Linked DNA regions of Mus musculus: region 1 is linked to region 2. Evidence: chromatin loops called from intact Hi-C (ENCODE). Cell type or tissue: gastrocnemius. All regions are shown on one strand. Links, peaks and the distances in the headings refer to the core of each region. The heading gives the core; the rest is flanking DNA. Region 1 holds the start of Gchfr (GTP cyclohydrolase I feedback regulator). Region 2 holds the start of Rad51 (RAD51 recombinase).

What was found. Peaks named below come from ENCODE experiments on the same cell type or tissue, not always from the same donor. Only the 100,000 strongest peaks of a DNase experiment are listed, where the experiment ranks them.
Region 1: a loop joins it to region 2, with 2.2 times the contacts of the local background. A loop is called at or near these places in 5 of 42 quality-filtered maps.

Annotation. Positions count from the first base shown.
Region 1 is chr2:119,163,659-119,172,994 of GRCm38, reverse strand. Gchfr (GTP cyclohydrolase I feedback regulator) reads right to left here and starts at 5,207. Exons shown (of 3, transcript NM_177157.4): 1 at 5,122-5,207; 2 at 3,225-3,319; 3 at 606-1,053. The coding sequence starts at 5,157. The coding sequence ends at 930. Dnajc17 (DnaJ heat shock protein family (Hsp40) member C17) reads left to right here. Exons shown (of 11, transcript NM_139139.2): 11 at 310-495. The coding sequence ends at 429. In gastrocnemius, for the core only: a CTCF peak has its summit at 5,242; DNase peaks (open chromatin) are centred at 5,260 and 5,648; H3K4me3 peaks cover 1,486 bases; H3K27ac peaks cover 626 bases.
Region 2 is chr2:119,108,244-119,117,579 of GRCm38, reverse strand. Knl1 (kinetochore scaffold 1) reads right to left here. Exons shown (of 24, transcript NM_029617.3): 24 at 7,083-9,336. Rad51 (RAD51 recombinase) reads right to left here and starts at 4,766. Exons shown (of 10, transcript NM_011234.5): 1 at 4,546-4,766; 2 at 1,180-1,268. The coding sequence starts at 1,266. In gastrocnemius, for the core only: no CTCF peak of the experiment used is centred there; DNase peaks (open chromatin) are centred at 4,799, 4,980 and 5,620; H3K4me3 peaks cover 1,677 bases; H3K27ac peaks cover 1,081 bases.

The DNA of each region.
Region 1 (9,336 bases), core at 614-8,613, 56 kb before region 2:
GGGGGAGGGCCAGGCCAGCACAGGGAGAGTGATTGACAAGGAAGGACTCTACTAGAGCAGGATATGGGAAGCTGTGTGTCCTGGGTAAAGGGAGTTTGTGGGGAGCTGATGGAGAAGCAGCCTGGGGCGCACAGGCCTGTTTTCTCTGAAGGTTCCTGGAGGAGCTGGAATCCAAGATGTCTGGGTCCTTCCCTTCCTCTGCCCTTCCCTCTTTGGCTTTTAGATTAGGCTCTGTCTTGGCCCCATACTGAGTCTATAATCTGTGGAGCTGTACCCTCATGTCCTAACTCCTGTCTCTTCTGTCCCCAGGGCTCAGTGCTGTCAGAAAGGGACTTTGAGAGTCTCGTCATGATGCGCATGCGCCAGGCAGCTGAGCGCCAGCAGCTGATTGCCCAGATGCAGCAGGAAGATGAGGGGCGGCCCACGTAGCCCCGGCTCCAGCCTTCCCACCCCACACCCTTTCTGAATCATCACCAATAAACTTTTTTAAAAACAGTCTACTTTTCTTCCTCTTGGGCTGGGCTCTATCTGCAAGGGCTTCTTCCATGGATGGGGATAGGCCAGTAGAGAATGGTGCATCTCAAGAGTCACTGCACAACAGAACTGAGGAACAACCACTTGTGAGAGCCCTTTATTGGCTTGGATTAGCTGTGTAGGATCCAGGGACTGTCCTCGTCCTCGGGTTGGCTTGCCTTCAGCATGTGGCCTACAGCAAGAGCCAGGGTCAGGCCTAGCTGGGGGAAGCTGAAAGCACCAGGGCAGGAGCCTGCTGTGCCCAACCAGCTGGAGCGAGGTCCCTTAGGCTGTTCACAGCCCACCAGTATTGGGCAAGGGAGTTGACAATTTGGAAAGAGATAGGCAGGGCAAACAGTGATGCAAGGATGTGGGCAGGGCACATGGCGGTCTCTGAACAGGTCAGCTCAAGCAGCTCATTCCTTGTGCAGACACCACACCAGCGTCTGGCCCACCCCTGTCATGCTCAGCACTCGGAAGCCCTTGCATTCCAGCTTGTCCAGGACTATGCGAGGAGGGTCGTTGACGTAGTATTCGTAACTGTAAAGAGACAGGAAAGTGTCATGAGGTCATATGGTGCAAGCACCCATACAAAGCTAAGTGTCTACTCCGTGCCAGGCCTGTTTGCTGGCCACTTGCCTGGTGACAGGCGAAGTGCACAGCCCCTGTTCTGTTCCTTGCTACACACTTGTTTTCTCTCAACAGTGTGATGAAAACACCATTACTCTTCCTGACGACACATGTGAAAACAGGCTGGTTAGCTCTGCCTGCCTTGAGTAGCAGGCCCCAGGGGAGCCATGCAGCTGCTGAGTGATGTTAGTCTTTCCTCTGAGTAGTCTGCCCTCTGTGGCTCCTCTCTGGTTGTCCTGCAATCCTGGAGCTGCAGATACGGATAGTGCCTGGATCCATCTGCCATTTGTTGTCACAGAAAAAGTTTGATTTGCCTGGATTTGTAAAGAGCATGAAGCAGATAAGGGGCCCAAACCCCCAGCTTGTCATCTTGAAGCAAATCTCTAATGGCAAGAGATGCGAGTGGCTCCTCTGTGCTTTGACCAAAGGGTTGGGATCTGTTTGTCTCCTCTCTTCACCCCCCCCCCTTTTTTTTCCGAGACAGGGTTTCTCTGTGTAGCCCTGGCTGTCCTGGAACTCACTCTGTAGATCAGGCTGGCCTTGAACTCAGAAGTCCACCTGCCTCTGCCTCCCAAGTGCTGAAATTAAAGACGTGTGCCACCACTGTCCGGCTCTCTCTTCCCTTCTTGCACTTAGGTCTCTGACAGCTCTTCTCAGGATCCGTGAACCCACTCGGCGCTTCTCCCGCAATAGTAGGGAGGGTGTGGTGGTTTGAACAAGAATCACCCTACAGGCTCCTATGTTTGAATGCTTGATCCCTAGTTGGTGAAACTGCTTTGGGAAGGGTTAAAAGGTGTGGCCTTGTTGGAGGTGTGTCACTGGGGGTGGGCTTTTTTTAACTTTGAAAAGGCCATGCCAGGCCCAGTGTCTACCTTCTGTGCCTTCTGTGTGTAGATTAGATGTAAGTCCTCAGCTCCTGACCCAGTGTTATGCTGCCTGCCTGCTGCCATGCTCCCTGTCATTTTGGTTATGGGCTTACTCAATGTAGCCCCCATTAAGTGCTTTCTTTTTTAAGTTGTTTGATGGCTCCAGTGAAAATAGCTCTATAGGCTCATATATGTGAATGCTTATAGTTATTAGGGAATGGAACTATCTGAGAAGAATTAGAATAGTAGTTCACAACCTGTAGGTCATGATCCCTGGGGGGGTATCAAATGACCCTTTCACTGGGGTCTCAGATACACTGCATATCAGATACTTACATTATGATTCATAACCGCAGTAAAATTACAATTATGAAGTAGCAACAATAATTTTATGGTTGGGGGTCACCACAACATGAGGGACTGTGTTAAAGGGTCTCAGCATAGGAAGGTTGAGAACTGGATTAGACTGGGAGGTGTGACCTTGGAGGAAATGAGTCACTGGATGTGGGCTTTGAGGTTTCAAAAGTACTACATGCCAAGCCCAGCTTCTCTCTCTCTCTCTCTCTCTCTCTCTCTCTCTCTCTCTCTTTCTCCCCCCCCACTTCTCTCTCTGCTGCTGCCTGCAGATCAGGATATAAAGCTCTCAGCTCCTGCCCCAGCGCCTGTCTGCCTGCCTGCTGCCATTCTCCCCACCATGTCTGTCATGGACTAACCCTCTAACTCTGCTTGGTCATGGTGCCTCTTCACAGCAGTAGAACACTAAGACAGGGTGAGGAAGCAGAAAGGGAAGCAGTAGTATTTGGCCACAGAGATGATGGGAAGGAGCCTGAGGGAAGGGGCCAAGTGCCTTGGCAGCCAGGAGCTCAAAAGAGGACCCAGGTGTCCTGCTCTGTTTCTGGGGCTGGGCTCTGTCACTCAGGCCTTCAAGGTGAAGCTTGTCTTTGTTGATGGGACCCAATTTTGAGCGGGGAGGACAAGGCAAGAACAGTTGGTTTCCAGAGCCCCTGGGAGGGGGTGCCCCAGACGTCCACTAAGGATAAACTGCTTGTGAAGAAAGGCTGGGAAACTCTCTTTGGTGATCTGGGCCCTGTGGGGGCCTGAGGACGAGCAAGCCCTCCAGGGGCTGTTGCCCTCTGGGCTTGATGGCTGTGTGAAGGGAAAAGCAGAAGACCCTGCCAGGGAGAAAAGAAGGTGCGCAAGGATGCCACTACTTACAAGTTGTTTCCCAAGACACTTCTCTTGGAGGCCCCCAGGTGCTGCATCAGCTCCGGATCCGAGTGTTCATCACCCACCATGGTGGGGCCCACCTCCTGCAAGGAAAGCCACGGTAGCTGCTTAGCTGGGTGGCAGGCAGATGTGCACAGTTCCACTTCTCTTCCCCTCCCCCGGCCCCGGGGAAGCTCTAGGTGAAGGGGAGGTGGTAATGAAGGTCAGTTAAGGTGGGACATAACTGAGAGGGGAGCACAGTGGGTCCTCCCTAACTTCCCAAAAGGCTGCCTGTTGCCTCTGAACACTGCCTATCAGTGCTTTCAAGCCAGGTGCCACCAGCCAGGTTTCCTGTGTATTGGCATCACTTGGAGAATGAAGGAAATGAGAACATATGTCCACATACAATTTTGTACACAGGCAGGTAAACCTCCCAAGTTACAACCGACACCAAAATAAGAAACAAACCAACAAGAAAAACATATGTTCCTAGCAGAACTACTCATAATAGCCTAAAGACAGAAAGGACACAAAGCTTGTCAGTTGATGAGCACACAATACAATGTAGCAAGCCATAGCTGGGCGGTGATGGAGCACACCTTTGATGTCAGCATTCGGGAGACAGAGGCAGGTGGATCTCTTGAGTTCAAGGCCAACTTGGTCTACATAGTTCCAGGACAGATGGGCCTACACAGGGAAATCCTGTCTTGAATTTCCGCTCCCCGCCCCCCCCAAAGGAAAAAAACAGACAGAAAGACAGACAGACAGACAGACAGACAACAAAACCTCCATAATTTAAGAGAACCAAGCCAGGTAGGACATGCCTGGTGGGACATGCCTGTAATCCCAGTAATTGGGAAGCAAGGCTAGCCTCCAATACATAACAAACTGAGGCCAGCCTGTGTTACATGAGACCCTGTCACACACATACACAAAACTTGGAAAGAAGGCTAGTGAGATGGCTCAGCATGTAAGAGCACTGACTGCTCTTCCAAAGGTCCTGAGTTCAAATCTCACATGGTAGCTCACAACCACCCACAATGAAATCTGACACCCTCTTCTGGTGCATCTGAATACAGCTACAGTGTACTGATTTATAATAAATAAATCTTTGGGCCTGAGTGACTGGGGTTGACCGGTCAATTCCCAACAACCACATGAAGTCTCATAACCATCTGTACAGCTACAGTATACTCATATACATAAAATAAATAAATAAAACTCTAAAAAACAAAGAAAGAAAACTTGGAAAGAATTTTAAAAAATTATTTGAGGAGGAAGAGAGGTGAATGTGCCCAGCAATCCAGATTTCAACAACTGTACAGGTTTTCATGGCCCTTTGGGTATTGTCAAGACCTCTCCTGTTTCATGCTGAGCCCACTACTCCTGGCTATCCCCTGGGAGCTAGATTTGTACCTACCGCTGGGCATTGGAATAGGATGGGGTAGCGCGCCCAGCTATTTAGCTGTGGGGGTGGGGGGGCACCAGGTATCCTTTGAAAGGGGATTTGAGGAGACTTATAAAGCAGCCAGTACCACCTCCCTCCCATGTCCCCCCCCGAAACTTCACCTAGAGAAGCGTGACCTCAGACCCCCGCGTGGTGCTCTCCAGGCTGCCCGCAGCCCTCTCCACCTCTAACCCGAATTCTCTCTGCATCAGAACGAGCCCTGCCTGGAGGGGGCTACAGGTGAGCCGCTGTGTGCGCAGCTTAGCTTGGCCTTTGGCGTGCGGGCCCTGGCTGCAGCGCTTGTGAAGCGGGTCGTGGGTGTCCCCGCGGAACTCCCTGCCCATCCAGTCGCCTGACCCTGCCTGGTGTCCGCGCCGCGGGGGCGTGGTAGGCCGGTTGCGGGACCATCAGGAAAGTCCCTTAGAGTGGCTGTCGCTGTCACCCACTCCAGGTACTCACCATACGGATCTGAGTGCTGATGAGCAGATAGGGCATGGTGCGTGGCTGGGGCTGCCCGCGACCACAGTCCCGTTACTCCCTGCTCTGTCCGCGGGCGGCGCTTGGCGGCCGTGCGGACACTGCACGAGCCAATCAGGAGCGCGCGCCGCGGTCCCGCCGCCCCAGAGACCTGGAAGCGGGCGTGTCCCCGCGGACTTCACTAGGAGTTGTGGCCATGGCGTACAGGGTGCCTGTCGCCCCTTTGCCCTCTTCCTGCAATACCTCCATGCTCAGGCTCCAAAGTCCGGCGGATGCCAGTCGGTTTCCGCCTGTCCCTAAAACGTAGCAGAGCGAAAACTGCGCTGAGGACTAAAGGGAAGCGGGGACTGCGTGTCCTCACCAGGACGCGTGCCTTGTGAACTTAAGTGCACGAGGCGAGGCGAGACGCGAGTGTCAGGTCCTGGGCAGTCCTGCGTCCTGGGGTCTGTCCTGGGGTCTGTCATTTTCAAGTGTGGCTGCGGGTCTTTGCATGCCTATCTATGGCCCTGCAAATTAAGTCTGTGCATCATCTACACTCTTGGCTGGGTGCCAGTCCTCTGGCTGTAAAGGCGCGGAACCTGTTCCTCCTGCAGGGAGCCTTGGGAGCACGCGCAGATCACAGGGTAACACCTGAGGCATAGAAACGTCGATCCCTAAGCCTGATGCCCAAGAGAGGGCGGCGAGTTCACAACTAGCTGGTCCACGCCCTCATCTAGAAGTAGACAGGTCAACATTCTTCAACCGACTCATTCTGATTGGTTCCCTAAAAAGCAAAGACGAACAAAATAGTTGCCCTGGAAAAGCATATAACCAGTTGCCCTGGAACACGCCCCGCCCCTGGCCTGGAAACCTGACCTTCTTACCTAACTGGTCTGATGTATTTATATGATCCTCTTCCTGTCCGGCACCAGCTCTCGCACCCCAACAATTAGCGAGAGGGATAAGACGCATCTATGTTTAACAAAGAGCTCGTTAAAGAGGCAGAAAGGGACGTGCTGTAATGCAGAGGTAGAGGGCAAAAACTGAGGTTCTAAATTTAACCCTCAGTCCTGGGACGGTGAAAATAAAAGTCTCATCAGGGAACCTATCAAGAACCCCTACAGGGGCTGGGATGATGCTCCGCTGATTCCATGGTTCGCTGAGTTTGATCCTAAGCTCCGTTGTAAGCCGGAACTGAGAGCTGGGATAAAATAAGCTCTTTTTCCCCTAAGATGCTGGGCTTGTTGTGGTGGTGGTTGTTGTTTGTTTTGAGTATTTTATCTCAGCAACAGGAAGGAAGAGAGAGAGAGAGAGAGAGAGAGAGAGAGAGAGAGAGAGAGAGAGAGAGGCAGAGAGAGAGAGAGACAGAGAGAGAGACAGAGAGAGAGACAGAGACAGAGAGACAGAGAGACAGAGACAGAGAGAGACAGAGAGAGACAGAGAGACAGAGAGAGAGAACTGAATCTGTCTCAGAACAATCACAAACCAAAACCTAATAAGGAAACAAAGGAACAAAACAACAAACCCTCACCCCACCCCATAACAAAAAGAACCAATAGGGGAAACAAGATTGGCAGCTAACTTGGCTAGGCACTCCATGGGAGCAGAGATGATCAATAGGCATATAACCAGTTGCCCAAACCTTTAGGAATCCTAGAAATGCAATGTTTTATCATGTGTCTTGTCTCTGTGTGTTCACAGACCTTGTCAAGGCTAACTTCTGAAAGTTATAGACAGTTTTCAGGAGCTGGCTCTCTCCTCCCACTGTGTGGGTTCCAGGGCTCAAACTCAGGTTCTCAGGTTTGGCAGCAAGACCTTAACCAGTGAGCCAGTAAACTTCATCTTTATACCACCAGACACTGCCTTACAGAGAGCAAAAAAAAGAAGGAATGTACAATGTATGAGAATTTCCAGGTGTGTGGTGCATGGCTGTGGTTCCAGCTACTTCAGAGACTGAGGCAGGAGAAGCACTTGAACTTGCAAGCTAAAGACCACTTGGAGGTAACATAGTGAGATTTCATGGGGGTAAGGTGGTGGCTCACATCACTAGCCTTAGTACTCAGAAGACAGGATTGCTTCAAGTTCAAGGCTAGCCTGTGTTGAAGTGTGAAATATTGTCTTAAAAAAGGTCTCCTGCCCCATGGGCCTGGAGAGATGGCTCAGAAGTTAAGAACACTTGGTGCTCTTCCAGGGAGCCCTTATTCAGTTCCCAGCTCTCACATCAAATGGCTCATAACTGCCTCTAACTCCTCCTCTAGGGAAGCCAGTGCCCTCTTCTGGCCTTCACAGGTACCTGCTCACTCACATACACACAAAAAAATAAACCTTAGGGGCTGGAAAGAAGGCTCAGTGGTTAAGAGCACTGACTGCTCTTCCAGAGATCCTAGTTCAATCCCCAGCAACCACATGGCAGCTCACAACCATCTGTAATAGAATTCAATGCTGTCTTCTGGTGTGTCTGAAGACAGCTACAGAGTACTCACATACATAAAATAAATAATTAAAACACAAAACTTACAGGACTTTCCTCCCCACAAAAACATGAAGAAGAAGAAAAGACTCTAAAAACCAAATGTAGGTAAAGTGCTGGCGGTTGGGACTATCTGTCTGCTGAGAGCACTTCTATTCTTCAAAGTTGTGATTGTCACAATCAAGTTTCACCCCTTGTGACAAAAAATAAATCAGCCTGGAGTAATGGACACCTGTAATCTCAGTCCAGCTTTGACTCCCAATGGGTCATGTGTTTCCAGTCACCCACCCAGGAACTCTTTGGATCCACTAATGAAAGACACACACACACACACACACACACACACACACACACACACACACATCAAAGCTGAGCAGTTCTAATCCTCCCCTAGCTACCCCAAGCTCAATCAGGGGAGTGGCCAGTAACCATTTACCTGAATTCTTACCTGACTAGTTGGTTCTCTCTCCTGCAGCTCTAAATCTGATCCATCTCCCACCACATCATAGTGATTCTCTGTCTGTTCCTCTCTCCTGAGTCCTAACCCGCACAAATCAAAGGGTCCCTCCCTGTCTCCCTCTTCCCAACCAGTGGTCACTGGCATCTTTTATTGATCAATCAAAAACCAATTGGGGACAAGGACCATCAGCGTTTGGACTCACAGATTCCCAATGAAAGCGTTAGAAGCAACCCCCAGCATCACAACTGAGACATGAAGATGGAGTTTGAGGGCCGTCTGGGTCCCCTACCTCACCCTGAACATGCTTGATCTCGTCTGAGAAGCTAATCAGAGTCAGGTCTGCTTAAAGCTTGGATGGGAGCCTTGGAGGAGAGTCTGGGCTACATAGACAGAACCTGTCTAAGGCAAAACCAAAACAGAACTTACACAAAGTCCCCAGGTACATAAAACTAGATATTTTGTTTTGTGATTTGAAACAGACAAAAGTATCAATTTAAGCTTAGAAAGTACAAACAGGAAAGACCCTTATTTCAGGGTCTTGGGAACTGCAATTTGAGAGACATAGGTTTAGATAGGCTCTGAGTCAGAGTCCCAAAGCAAGTAGGGAAAGTGGAGCTTACAGTGAGAAAAAGTTCTTAACTCATCACAAGATCAGTATATTGCTCAGCTTCGTGTTACTGCCATGAAACACCAAGACACTTAACTTATAAAGCGAAAAGGTCCAGCACGCAACAGGTGAAAAAATGGAGAACTGGGAATTGAGGCCAACCTGGGCTGATGGAAAGACTGTTTCAGAAAACCAAACCAAACCAGAACAGCTCAGCAGTGGGGAGCATGATTACTGTGCAATCATGAGAACTCCAGCTTGGATCCCAGAACCCATGGAACAAGCTAGATGTCTCCACAAATGCCCGTAACCACACAGACAGGAAGAACACTGGTCCTTGCTGGCTTCCAGCCTGGATGAGAAAATGTGAACTCCAGGCTTAGGGTGAGACCACTTACACACTGAGGCTGGGTCTCCTGCTCCCCACAAGGGCTTGCCCCTGCAACCAAAGACCTTCCCTAGGCCCCACATCCTTTAGGCTTCATTATTTCCTAGTAATGCCACCCTCCAGACCCAGTCATTGACACCCAGACATTTGAGGGACACTCAGCCAAACTATAGCCATAAGTAAATTGTTTAGCTAAGCACTTGGGAGACTGAGGCAAGGGGATCACCTTGAGTTGAGGGCCAGCCTCCACTACAAAGTCCCTGTCTTAAAATAAAAACAGAAAGGCCGGAGAG
Region 2 (9,336 bases), core at 852-8,851:
TAATTGAAACAGAAGATCAACGTGTTTCCTCCCACAGGGTCCTTTGTATAGCAGGCAGAAATATTGTACAGATTTAGCATGTGCTATTGTTTTGCTTGTGTGTGGTATATGTGCATGTGCTCATGTATGTTTAAGTTTGTGTGTACACGCCTAGAGGCCAGGGGTGTCTGCCTCAGGCATTTATTTTGGGAGACAGGGTCTCTTATTATACCTGATTCTCACAGATTGGCTAGACTGGCTCACCAGAAAGCCCCAATGATCCTCTAAGAATCCAGGCATTTGCCACTCTGCCTGGATTCTATGTGTGTTGGGATCCAAACTGAGGTCTGCACTGTTTGCACGGCATGGACTTCACCCACAGATCCATCTCCCCAAGCCTCTCGTTTGTTCTGCTGCTGCTACTTGTTTGTGGCTTGTTTGAGAAAGGTTTAACACACACAGCCTTGTCCTGGAACTTGCTATGTAGACCAGGCTGGCCTCCAAAAGAATTCTGCTTCAGCCTTCCAACTGCTAGAATTACAGGTATGGGCCACCATGCCCAGCTAATGCTTCATATTCTTAATGTTGAGTCCTAAAATAGAGGTGAATCTTACACCTTAACAACCCCACACCCTTCGGTCTGCCCAATGACAGCCGGGGCCAGTGGAGACAGACGGAGGCTGATCCCCTTTCCCATGTGCATTCCTGGGTTACACCACTAATTCCCCATTAGCAGTTTTAAAAAAGATTTATTTATTTATTACATATAAGTACACTGAAGCGGTCTTCAGACACACCAGAAGAGGGCATTAGATCCCATTACAGGTGGTTGTGAGCCACCATGTGGTTGCTGGGATTTGAACTCAGAACCTCTGGAAGAGCAATCAGTGCTCTTAACTGCTGAGCCATCTCTCCAGCCCCCATGAGCATTTTTATACTTAGTATAAGTAGCACAGAGATTCCACTGGGGGATCCTAGGCCTTCGTTTCTAAAGTTCAGCTCTTAGGGAGACAACAGAGTAGGAAGAGAATTGTTGAGAGACTTGACCAGACATCTTTAGCTACAATCCTGTGCTTTTCTGTAGAAACCTTGACAACCTCCTGAAACCCTAATTTAATTTCTGTAAAGGTTAATTTTTTTCATTAGGTAGAACAATTTATTACAGCATTGTCAGAAAATACTTAGCAACTAAGAACATACCTCTAACCGTGAAATAGGCTGTGGACCAAAACTTTCTTCTTCCACTGAAGTATCTGCACTTGCTTCAAGCTGCATTTGCATAGCCATGACTAAAAAACACAGACAGCCGCCAGTATGAGTGAACACTAGAGAAACATTCGGGGGTAATTAAGAAGTGCAAGTTTAGTTCCCGACACACCTTTGAAGAACTGCAGCTGGCCCTCCCTATCCACAGGTTAAGAGCAACCGCTGCTCTACAGAGAGCATCCAGGTTCAGTTCTCAGCACCCACAAGGAAATTCATGTGTTTATAACTTCAGTTCTAGGAGATTCAGCACCCCCTCTGACCATGCGGACACGACACAGGAGTGTTATGTTTTCAGGCACAGAAACAAAACATTCAAACACATAAAATAAAAATAAGCTTAAAACAAACAAACAAGCGGGGCATAGTGGCACACGCCTTTAATCCCAGCACTCGGGAGGCAGAGGCAGGCGGATTTCTTAGTTCCAGGCCAGCCTGGTCTACAGAGTGAGTTCCAGTACAGCCAGAACTATACAGAGAAACCCTGTCTCGAAAAACCAAAACAAACAAACAAACAAACAAACAAACAAACACACACCCCAGGCATGTCTGACAGCCCATTCAAAATATATTTAAAAAAAAATTTTTTTTTTCACAAAGCAGCAAGTTCCAAGCTCTTCCTATACTACAGGATGAGTAAAATTCCAAAAGAGAATATTTCCATCTTCTTGGAACAGAGGAATTCTTGAACTAGATACGTACAGCAACAACAATCTAAAAGTGAACAGTATTTCCAGCCTTGAAAACGCAGGCTGGAAATACATATAGCAGCCTATGGAACGGTCCTTGTCCAGGAGATGAAAAAGAGGTACCAGGGCGAATCCTCAGTGCCACCAAGCAAACAAGAAACTGAGTGTATTTATCTTACTGTCAGCGATGAAGATGGATTTCCGGTTCCTGGACAGGTTAAATAACTACCGAAATAAACCCTTAGCTCTGACAACATTTACACTCATAACTTTGGGCTTTGGGATGTAGATCAATTGGTAGCATTTGCCTACCACGCACCAAGCCCTGAGTTTGAAGCTATGCAGTGCATAAAACCAGGCATGGTAGTTATGTCTGTAATCCCAGCATTTGGGAAGTAGGTAAGGAGACTAGAAACTCAAGGCCATTCATCCTCTGGGGTATAACAAGTTTGAGATTAGCATGGATTACCTATCTCAAAAAAAAATTCAAAACTGTAGAGAAATTATTTGTTATATACATAATTAGATGCATAATCAGAGGTGGAAAATCAGAACACAAACATAAAGAAATCATTCAAGCTGGGCAGTGGTGGCACACGCCCAGCACTTGGGAGGCAGAGGCAGGCGGATTTCTGACTTCGAGGCCAGCCTGGTCTACAAAGTGAGTTCCAGGACAGCCAGGGCTACAGAGAAACCCTGTCAAAAAAGAAAAAAAAAAAAAAAAAAAAGCCTGGTATGGAGGTCCATGACTGCCCTAGCACCTGGAAGGCGAGTCAGGAAGACGACCACAAATTTAAGGGCAGGCTGCGCTGCATAGTTAAATTATCTCAAAAAGCAGCCCCCACACCCATTCCCAAGTTCATAAAATACTATATGACCTTCATAAAATATGTGTTGAGACTGGCTCAGGTTGAGAGCACTGGCTGCTCTTCCAGAGGACCCAGATTCAATTCCCAGCATCACATGACAGCTCACAACTGTCTACAACACCAAGATTTGACATCCTCACACAGACATACATGCAGACAAAACACAAATGCATATAAAATAAATTATTAAAAAAATCAAAAAATTAAAAAAAAATCAAGTGTTGGCAAGCATATGGAACAAACATCCAATACCACTGACATATTTACATGAAATTTAAAAACAGGCGAAGATGAGCTGGGGAAGCTGAGTCAGGATGGGGAGTTCAAGGTCAGTTTTTGCTAAAATGCAAGATCCTTGATCAAAAAAAAAAAAAACAAAACCAAAAATATGGCCGGCACAGTGGTACTCTCCTGTAGTCCCAGCACCTACAAGGCAGAGACAGTAGGATCCCGAGTTCCAAACTAGCTTCTGGGTTACAAAATCAGATCCTGCCTAAATAATGCCTTTTAAAGGTAGGCCACCTTAGTGAACAGTTTTAGAAATCACTGTTCAGCCATCAGGGTGAGGGGGAAATACTAAAACCAGGAAGGATAACAAGAGGTTTATAGCATGGTAACAGCAGTCTATTAGTGATTACATAGATACATTCTTTTTTTGTTGTCTTGTTTTTGAAAGATTTTATTTTATGTATATGAGTACACTGCAGTTGTACTGATGGCTGTGAGCCACCATGTGGTTGCTGGGATTTGAACTTGGGACCTTCAAAAGAGCAGTCAGTGCTCTTAACCACTGAGCCCTCTCTCTAGCCCCCAATATATTCACTTTGTATTCACTCACGTATACACTTGTATTTTATACATCTTTGTATTTTATACTTCATTTTATTTTTATTTCTTGGAAGTTCCTTTTAGATTTCTTTTTTGTTCATGAGAATTTTGCCTGCATACATGTGTGCGTACCACAAGCATGCCTGGTATCTGAGGTCAGAAGGCGGCACTGGATCCCCTGGAACTGGAGTTATGGTTGGTTGTAAGCCACCATGTGGGTACAGGAGCTGAACTCAGTTCCTTGGGAAGAGCAGCAAGTGCTCTTAACAGCAGAGCCACCTTCCAGCCCCTGTTCTTCACTTTTCCTTTTCTGAGACAGCTCTTCCATTTGTGGCTCAGGATGGTCTTGAAACTGTCATCCTCCTGCCTCTCCCAAGTGCTACGATTATATAGGTGAGTCATCTAGCCAAGATTCTCTTTAGAAATTTGTTTTATTTCTCGGTCTTTGCTACTCTTTTGCTTACGCAATCTTTGAACTCTGGGGCCTTCTACTTCAGTCTCCAGAGAGACCAGCCACTACCCTCATTTTAAAGTAACCAAGAATCTGTTAGCCCTGGCCCTACTACGTAACAGCTGTGAGCACTTTTCTCTGATCTCAGCTTCCTGCGTCCGGACCACAGAAGTGAACCTGAAAGTTTGTAAATCCCAGCATTGGGAGACTAAGGGTAGCAGTTCGAGCCCTGCCCAGCCTAGGTCGTGACCTCGGGTCTCAAAACAAATGCTTGAAGTACAGGTCGGTTTTCTCCACAACGAATTCAGTGGGTCAGTTAGCGTCGGTCGGTTGGTCGCCCTGCTCCGCCTTTCTCCGGTTTCTCAGCGTAGAGGGGACCCACAAAGCTGGCTACGGGAGCACTGGCCTGAGCCGGCTCAAGAAGCCGAGCGGCCATGGAAGGGGTGCGCCGGCGCCGCACACTCACCTGTCCCGCGGCCACGGGCCGCTCGCTCCTCCGGGCAGCCGGCTCTGCACACACCACACTCCCCCCACTTCACCCGGCTCGAACGCGCTTCGTTGCTCCTCTGTCAGGTTTTCTACGAAAAATTTCAGTCTTCCTGGCCACACCTGTGGGAGCGCCTCGGCTTTGCCCAGGCGCGGATCTGCGCACGGCGCGCGACTTTCGGAAATCCCGCCAAATCCTCACGCTCCTATCGCTGCAACGTCATCACGCCTTTCTCCGACCCGCCTCATACCTACTTCCGCTTCTGCTGCGAACCTGACGGACATGCCGGACGGCTTTGAAGCCGAGTGATTTCGTAGGGTCACTCTTCCCTTCCTTTATGATTGTTCTGATCCGGCCTTTCTGGTTACCCGACTGAGGACTACAAGTCTGCAAAGACGATGTGATCAGCCCAGGACTACATAACCCAGAATGCACTGCTGCGGAAGCACCTCTGCAAAACTTCTTGCACAGCGGATGTGGACTTCGGTCAGAAAGGCTTTGGCCAGTTCTGGCAGAGTGTGGATCTTTGGTAGTTGGGATGGTATGCTTTGGAACCAGGTGTTCTCTTGGTCTCTGTGGGCGGCAGAGATGAAGAAGCTGGAATAAAGATAAAACCTGCGAATGGAGCCAGCGATTAGAAAACCAGTGTGGGAATCAGCGAGGTGGAAAAAAAAAACCTTTTAATTGGGCGGGGGTTGGGACCGGTGGATATAATCTAAATATATACATTCATAAAACTACCAAAAACTAAAGCGAAATAACTCACTCTCTAGTGTTTTTTTTCTTCTCTCGCTTTGTAGTGGTTACTCCAGAAAAGTAGGAGCAAAATTGAATAAAGTAAAGGTTTGTGGAGTTTGCCAGGAACTTCGTATGTTTCTTGTTATACATCTAGGTGTTTTCAGACAAGATCTCATACTCCTTGAACTCTTTTTTTTTTTTTTTTTTTTTTTTTTTTGGTTTCGAGACAGGGTTTCTCTGTGTAGCCTTGGCTGTCTGGACTCACTTTGTAGACCAGGCTGGCCTCGAACTCAGAAATCCGCCTGCCTCTGCCTCCCAAGTGCTGGCGTGTGCCACCACCGCCCGGCTCCTTAACTCTATGCCAAGAATGACAATCCTTCTCCCACCTTTGTTTCCTGTACTGCTGGAACATTACTATGTTCTGTGTTGGGGATTGAATCCTGGATTGTATGCATGCCACACAAGCACTTCAACAACGTAGCTGCATGCTTAGCTGAAAATTACTTATATTTAATGAGTACACTGTAGCTGTCTTCAGACATCCAGAGGGCATCAGATTCCATTTACAGATGGTTGTGATTCCATTTACAGATGGTTGTGAGCCACCATGTGGTTACTGGGAACTGGACTCAGTGCTCCTAACTGCTGAGCCATCTCTTCAGCCCTAGGTAATTTTTTTTTTAAGATTTATTTATTATATGTAAGTACCCTGTAGCTGTCTTCAGACACTCCAGAAGAGGGCATCAGATTTCGTTACGGATGGTTGTGAGCCACCATGTGGTTGCTGGGATTTGAACTCAGGACCTTCGGAAGAGCAGTGGGAACTCTTAACCACTTAAGCCATCTCGCCAGCCCCAGGTAATTATTTTTGAGACAGGTTCTTTGTAACCCAGATTGGACTCAGCTCCCCAACGTCTGGGGTTGCACAAAAAAAAGCCACCATTCTTGATGTATATTTACTTTGTATTTTGAGAGACACCTTAGTTAAGTTTCTCTGGATAAATTTCCCAGGGTGACATTTAAACTTTGAATCTTCCTGCCTCAGACTCCCATGTAGCTTGTTTTTTTTTTTTTTTCCCAACCCCATACAGGTGTGTGCCCACAGGGCTGAGTAGTTTTTTTTCTTTTGAGACAGGGTTTCTCTGTGTAGCCCTGGCTGTCCCGGAACTCACTCTGTAGACCAGGCTAACCTTGAACAGAAATCTGCCTGCCTCTGCCTCCCAAGTGCTGGGATTAAAGGTATGCGCCACCACTGCCTGTTGTGAGTAGTTTTAAAGTGGATAAAATTTGTATTTTATACTTATACTATTTTACGTCAAAGGATGGTTTGGTTTGGTTTAAAAATACATTGTGTGTGTGTCTGTTTTCACAAGTAGAGGGCAGAAGACAACTTGAAGGTCAGTCATCTCCTTCTACCACGTATGGAAGTTCAAGATTCAACTCAGGTAGCCAGGGTTCATGGCAGCTGCCATCTCCTCCATGAAACTTTTTTTTTTTTTTTTTTTTTTTTTGGTTTGGAGCTGAGGACCTAACCCAGTGCCTTGTGTTTGCTAGGCAAGCACTCTACCACTGAGCTAAATCCCTCTTAAAAGTATTTCAGGTGAGACAGAGGTTTGAGTTAAATATTTGACAATGACAGACCAGTTCAAGAAGCATTTTGGTTGTAGAAAGAAACAAACTGATTGATAGCAGGTAAAAAATGAATTGCTCCTCCTGGAAATTAGAATTATAATCTGGGCAAATCTTAGCTTAGAAATTTAAGAGGCAAAGGACACCAGTGGCTGTCAAACAAGAAAAGGTTTATTCATTCTCAGTTAAATTGAGATAGAAAGGGGTAGAAGAAACAAATACCCCAAGACCCAAAAACTTGCTTTTCGTTCTTATCACTTTTCAGATCTTTCCACTTCTTCAGAGGCCCAGCAGCATGGGTGTTGCTTTTGGTAATTTAGCACAACCCATACATCCCAAAATGCTTAAACTAGTCTGAGTACTTTTCTTCAAAAACCAAAAACCTAAGAACTGGGAAAAAAGATGAACTAGAATTCTAAAAGAGAACCAACAATTCCTAAAAATATAACTGTAATTGGAAAAATATTGAACTATACAATCTTAGTCATGTCTGTTCTTTAATTGGTATATGTAGCCCAGGCTTACCTCAAATTTGCATTGTAGATGAAGATACTTGGAACTTGGACCCTTCTGAGTGTTGGGACTACTGGAACTTACCACTATGACTGGTATATGTAGTACTGAGCAGAGCATCAAACTCTGAGTTCCTGAACTAGGCAAGTATTCAACTGACCCACATCTGTAACCCAATGACCTGAAGTTCCAGGGAAGCAAGCTCAATCAGATTTGAATCAGCAGGAATGTAATCTTCTCTCTGAATTTTATTTTGCTTTTTAAAGGCAGTCTCAGTATGTTGCCTAGGGAACAATCCTCTCTGCTTAGCCTCCTGAGTGCTGGGATTAACAGGTATGTGATAGCATGCCTGCCCAGCTAATATATCTGCAAAACCTCTATGGCTAAACAGAGTAACATTATTACATTTCTGGGGTTACAAATGTAGACATTAAGGGTTCATTGTTCTGCCTCCTACAAACTGAAATGATAAAAAACTAACAATTTAGTATATGATAATCAAGGCATCACCAATCAATAGTGGTAAAATATTTTATTAAATGGTGTTAGGATAGCTGCATAGCTAGCCATCTTTTCATTGCTACTGTTAACAGGGCCCCAGACCTCAGCACAACTGATATTATCATACAATGAGAATAATGATGTTTTTAGGTTGATTCATACAATTATGGTAGAAAGTGATTTAAATACAGAACTTTAGATTCACCAAGTTAGGATAGTGGGGTACTTTTTCCAAAGTTGCCAAACAGAGATGATTAGACACTGAATGTAATTCCTACCTGACAGTTCTCATTATTGTTCTTATTGTATGTAGTTAATTGGCATTAGAGAAATTAGACTTTTATTGGACTATAAAGGAGAGATGTTAGGATAATCTCTTGTGTACAACTGTGTTTGCTCATATCACAATTTGTGAATAGGGAGAACTGGCGGTGGCTATGGCCTGGAAGAACTTGACAAGGCGTCTGAATGACAATAAAAAGTATAACCACTGTGGTGCACCACATTAAGTTTAGACAGATGCTTAGGATCAAACCCAGGGTTTTGTGCATGCTAGATGAACACTCTCCTGAATGAAATCCTCGGTCTCTGTTTTTGAAATAGGATCTCCTGTAGCCCAGGCTGGCCTTCGACTTGGTGTGTAGTAGATGTAGACTCTGGGCAAGCTGTCAAAGCAGTTGCTGGCTCCTTCTTCCTGCTCCAACCTACCCATAAGATGCCTCAACATGAGCTGTTAAAATGCCAGTACCTGCCAAACAGCCATGTCTTACCCTGATACTGTCACGAGTAGCTTTCCACTGTGGCAACACATCCTTTCCCAATTCTGCCTGCTACTAGCTAGAGGTGCAGTCGTAGGAGCTGTCCATGGTGGTGGCACCTTTCCTGCCTCAGCCTATGAACTTCATGAATTAGCACCACAGGAGCTGTCCGCGGTGGCAATGTCTCCTCTCCAGTAGCTCCACAGAGGTGGTACCTCAGCCAAAGCCATTCCTAACCCATGAACCTGATGCAGAAAAGAGAGGGTGGAAAAAAAAAAGCCACCAATCCTTGAGCCAAAAAACCTACCAATCTCTGTACTTCTCACAAAAACCCACCAAACCAAGGACAGGGAAGCCCACCAGTCCCTGAGCTCCCCAAACGCAGGACTTGAAGTCTTACCAACTGTCAAATCAAAATCTCTGCCCTGAGCTGGGCGTTGGTGGCGCATGCCTTTAATCCCAGCACTCGGGTGGCAGAGGCAGGCAGATTTCTGAGTTCCAGGCCAGCCTGGTCTACAAAGTGAGTTCCAGGACAGCCAGGGCTTCATAGAGAAACCCTGTCTCGAAAAACCAAAAAAATAAAAATAAAAACCTCTGCCCTGAAAAGCCCCACCCTCTATGAAATCCTATA